2 separate regions of the Mus musculus genome follow, and region 2 is linked to region 1. The links are chromatin loops, found by intact Hi-C in ENCODE. Cell type or tissue: gastrocnemius. All regions are shown on one strand.

Region 1 (2,500 bases):
CTTCCCAAGACAACTACAAAAGCTAGAGACAGCAAACCCTTGTCTTAGCACTGAAAGCTGGACTTTTATTATTAAAAAGTCACATAGGAGGGCCGGGGGTCAGCTGACAAAGAAAACGGAGTGGAAGGAACAGGAGCAAGTACTGGATGAAGATGAAGGTGATGGAAATCTGCTATGTGCATGTATGAAGGCATCACAGTCAAGTCCATTGTCCTGTATAATGGACACATACTGACAAGGATATACTGTCTTGCTTTGTTTTGTTTTCTGAGACAGGGTCTTTCACAGAGTTCTGACTGTCCTGGAACTCACTATGTAGACCAGGTGGGCCTTGAACTCACAGAGATCTGCCTGTCTCTGCCTCCTGAGTTCTGGGATTAAAAGTGTGTGACTTCCAGCAACAATGACATTTTTTTTTAAAAAAAAAGGGGGGGGGGTAGAAGAATAAACAGAGAGAGGGGTGCTTTGCTATGGTGAGATCACCCACAGGGGAAAGGAAACTCACAGATCAAGCTTGTGGTCCAGTTTCAGAGTGCCGAAGGGAGTCACCCATGGCCTACCCCCTGCCACCGTGTCTGAATCACCAAAGAAGAGTCACACTTTTCAGTGGCTGCTGGAAACAAAGGGACTGAAGTGTTTGCCACCCAGCAAAGTGGACCCTTTCCCTAGGCTGCTGCTTGCTTGGGAGTGGATACTGATTCCAAAGTTCTACAAAACGTTCTCAGTTCTTATTCCATGTAGCCCTCATGTTGGGAGAAGGAAGACATATTCTCTCTCAAATTCATCCTCAAAATAGTAATTCCAAACAAACTGATGGAAAGCACGTAATGTATAAAGCAAGGGTGGGGGGGTGGGGAGGCAAAATGGATAATATGATAGAAGCTGTGGACCACAGAATTACATTCCCAAGCTGCTGGGCTTATTCAATATAGGCTAAGTGAAGTGTTGCTGACTGAGTCCATGGTGATAAGAGCTGAATTTACATTTTGATGTGAGGATATGAAAAATTCAAAAGCAACATTGGAGGTTTTGTGTGTGTGTGTGTTTGTGTGTGTGCGTGTGTTTGTGTGTGTGCGTGTGATGAGCTACTGAGATAAAGAACTGTAGACAGTGCAGCAGCCAACAAAGAATTCACATTCAGCCAAAGGGACCATTCAGAATGCAGAATAGAGAGGCATAAAGACCCCAAGGGCAGGATGTTAAGGTGGTTGACATCTTTCACTTTATTGATCTACAGGGCTGACTCAGTTCCTGTGGGAGCCCATGCAGCCTCCGGGGGTTCGTGGGGTGTGCATATGGAGGTGCTTGGAGAGTCCTTGCACCAAGAATCCTTCCCCTCACCTCAGAAGGCTGGTTCAGACCCGGAAGCTCCTCCCAGGTCTCTCGGTTCTGTGAAGCACACCTATGCCCTCTAGTGGGAGGATTTTTAATTTCTCTGAAGTTCTGCTGCAGAGGGATTCTGTCCCTGCTGTAGGCTCTCTCTGGGTGGTCCTCAACTCAAAAGACGTGGAGCCTGGGGCTCAGCGAGGCAGGGGCAGTCTTGCAGGAGTCCAGCTTGGGTCAGAAACAGCTGGGCGCACAGAGGTCGCTTCTTACCCCCACCCTCACCCCCTGCTCCATGCTGTCCCTCTGTCTTTTCAGTCCCCTCCTTCCACACAACCTGCTGCTTGGGGGTTTCACTCTCCTGGGAGATGTGGAGGGACAAAATTTCCAAGCCCTGCCACCAACTGCTTCACTTACTGGAAATCCTCTACTTCGAAAAAATGCGGAGCCCACAAAGATTTGTGAGGAAATACTGGAAGGCAGGCTGTGGAGGGGATTGCAGTTAATATTTAAACTTGGTCCTAAGTCCCAGATAGTTTCTAGACCTGGAGGATGGACCCAGGAGGTTGGACTTGCGAGTGTGTGTAGATAAGTGCATGGGTTCCTCCCAGACTCTGGAAAATAACAAAACAAAAAACAAAACCCACTTCCAACTCATCAGCCTCCGTGGGCTTCACGATCCAGAAACCAAAGCAAAGAGAAGGGGAATGGGAGGAAAATCACGGTCTTCAAAGTGGAGAGAGAGAGACAGAGAGACAGAGAGAGAGACAGAGAGAGAGAGAGAGAGAGAGAGAGAGAGAGAGAGAGAGAATATATCTTGAAATGGGTATAGCTGAATAGGTGGTTTACTCTGCAAGTCCCCAGCACTGAAAAATAAACTAAAGGCCATCACAGATTACACTTACTAGAGATGGATTAAATTCTCCTGATTGGAAAAGAGAAGGCTGCAGCTGCAGTGATGGTTGAAAGACTCCAAGAGGAGCCCCTCGCTCAGGCCTCAGGACAATAGTGGACACCCAAGAACTCACGACAGACTGAGCTTGTTGCAAACCACATGAGGCTTTATTCGGAAAGCCAGAGCTCTGGGGACGACTCATATCCCACGCAGGGGTAGAGGAGTCGACCTCGAGGGGAAAGAGTTCCCAGTTTTTATAGGCCCTCAGGGGGGAAAGGAGAA
Region 2 (2,500 bases), 170 kb before region 1:
AATAAGAATATATATATATATATAAACCACTTACTGAAACAGAAATGAAATAAAATAAATATGCAGATATTTAAGGATCATAGCAGACATTAAGCTGGAAATAAACAAATAGTAACTAGAGAAGCAGGCAAAGGCCTGAGTCTCGCTGGGCTGGGCCAGCAAAGCAAACCTCCTGGAGGAGAAAAACCCAAGCTCTGGACAGATTCCCTGTTGCAGGGCAATGACAATCCAGAAGAGAGAGGGAGAGGGAGAGGGGAAGAGGGGGTAGGAGGGGGGAGAGGGGGGAGGGGGAGCTGTCCTGAAATTTTGTAGACCATACCTGCCTAAAACTCAAAGAGATTTGCCAATCTTTGTCTCCTCAGTGCTGTGATTAAAGGAGTATACCACTAGCACCCTGGCAAGAACTAGTCTTTTGTCTGCTTGACTGGGAGGAAGGAGACAGTTAAAGAGCTAAGGCTATGTATGGCCCAGCCAGGACTGTAACATGATGTGGCTTAAAGAACTCACTGGTGTTGAAAGTGAATGGTTGAGGCTGGAGAGATGGCTTAGCCCTTAAGACCAGCTCTGATCCTCTGTAAGAGCAGGCCATGCTCTCTCTCTCTCTCTCTCTCTCTCTCTCTCTCTCTCTCTCTCTGTGTGTGTGTGTGTGTGTGTGTGTGTGTGTGTGTGTGTGTGTGTGTACACTTTGAAGACTGTGATTTTCCTCCCATTCCCCTTCTCTTTGCTTTGGTTTCTGGATCGTGAAGCCCATGGAGGCTGATGAGTTGAAAGTGGGTTTTGTTTACTAATTTTCCAGAGTCTGGGAGGAACCCATGCACGTATCTACACACACTCGCAAGTCCGACCTCCTGGGTCCATCCTCCAGGTCTAGAAACTATCCGGGACTTAGGACCAAGTTTAAATATTAACTGCAGTCCCCTCCACAGCCCGCCTTCCAGTATTTCCTCACAAATCTTTGTGGGCTCCGCATTTCTTAGAAGTAGAGGATTTTCAGTAAGTGAAGCAGTTGGTGGCAGGGCTTGGAAATTTTGTCCCTCCACATCTCCCAGGAGAGTGAAAACCCCAAGCAGCAGGTTGTGTGGAAGGAGGGGACTGAAAAGACAGAGGGACAGCATGGAGCAGGGGGTGAGGGTGGGGGTAAGAAGCGACCTCTGCGCGCCCAGCTGTTTCTGACCCAAGCTGGACTCCTGCAAGACTGCCCCTGCCTCACAGAGCCCCAGGCTCCACGTCTTTTGAGTTGAGGACCACCCGGAGAGAGCCTACAGCAGGGACAGAATCCCTCTGCAGCAGAACTTCAGAGAAATTAAAAATCCTCCCACTAGAGGGCATAGGTGTGCTTCACAGAACCGAGAGACCTGGGAGGAGCTTCCGGGTCTGAACCAGCCTTCTGAGGTGAGGGGAAGGATTCTTGGTGCAAGGACTCTCCAAGCACCTCCATATGCACACCCCACGCACCCCGGAGGCTGCAGGAGGCCAGATCGAATTTGAGAGAGAATATTTCTCCCTTCTCCCAACATGAGGGCTACATGGAATAGGAACTGAGAACGTTTTGTAGAACTTTGGAATCAGTATCCACTCCCAAGCAAGCAGCAGCCTAGGGAAAGGGTCCACTTTGCTGGGTGGCAAACACTTCAGTCCCTTTGGTTCCAGCAGCCACTGAAAAGTGTGACTCTTCTTTGGTGATTCAGACACGGTGGCAGGGGGTAGGCCCTTCGGCACTCTGAAACTGGACCACAAGCTTGATCTGTGAGTTTCCTTTCCCCTGTGGGTGATCTCACCATAGCAAAGCACCCCTCTCTCTGTTTATTCTTCTACCCCCCCCCTTTTTTTTAAATGTCATTGTTGCTGGAAGTCACACACGTTTAATCCCAGAACTCAGGAGGCAGAGACAGGCAGATCTCTGTGAGTTCAAGGCCCACCTGGTCTACATAGTGAGTTCCAGGACAGTCAGAACTCTGTGAAAGACCCTGTCTCAGAAAACAAAACAAAGCAAGACAGTATATCCTTGTCAGTATGTGTCCATTATACAGGACAATGGACTTGACTGTGATGCCTTCATACATGCACATAGCAGATTTCCATCACCTTCATCTTCATCCAGTACCTGCTTCTGTTCCTTCCACTCCGTTTTCTTTGTCAGCTGAACCCTGGCCCTCCTATGTGACTTTTTAATAATAAAAGTCCAGCTTTCAGTGCTAAGACAAGGGTTTGCTGTCTCTAGCTTTTGTAGTTGTCTTGGGAAGGACAGCTATTTCTAAGGTTCTAGTTGTGGGAAGCAGGTGACGGGATCACACCCTGTGTAGGACTTGAACTTGGATCCTTTTCTAATTCACTCATTGTTGAGCTGCACAGAGTACTACAGAGAGCACTGCAATACTCAGAGAAATCTAGTAACCACTAGCGATCAGCAGGCCTGTGTTCTGTGCCTAGCTTAGAGAGCACTGCCCTACCTCCTTGATTGTCCATCCACACAACAGGCATCTCTGGTATGGTGCTAAGA

The links. Peaks named below come from ENCODE experiments on the same cell type or tissue, not always from the same donor. Only the 100,000 strongest peaks of a DNase experiment are listed, where the experiment ranks them.
Region 2: a loop joins it to region 1, with 4 times the contacts of the local background. A loop is called at or near these places in 21 of 42 quality-filtered maps.

Annotation. Positions count from the first base shown.
Region 1 is chr16:21,073,136-21,075,635 of GRCm38, forward strand. No RefSeq gene overlaps it. Among named protein-coding and RNA genes, the nearest start is that of Gm6557, 11 kb to the left of the region's middle. In gastrocnemius, no CTCF peak of the experiment used is centred here; DNase peaks (open chromatin) are centred at 1,276 and 1,560.
Region 2 is chr16:20,907,787-20,910,286 of GRCm38, forward strand. No RefSeq gene overlaps it. Among named protein-coding and RNA genes, the nearest start is that of Gm6551, 20 kb to the right of the region's middle. In gastrocnemius, CTCF peaks have their summits at 1,284 (motif pointing right) and 1,485; DNase peaks (open chromatin) are centred at 1,214 and 1,431.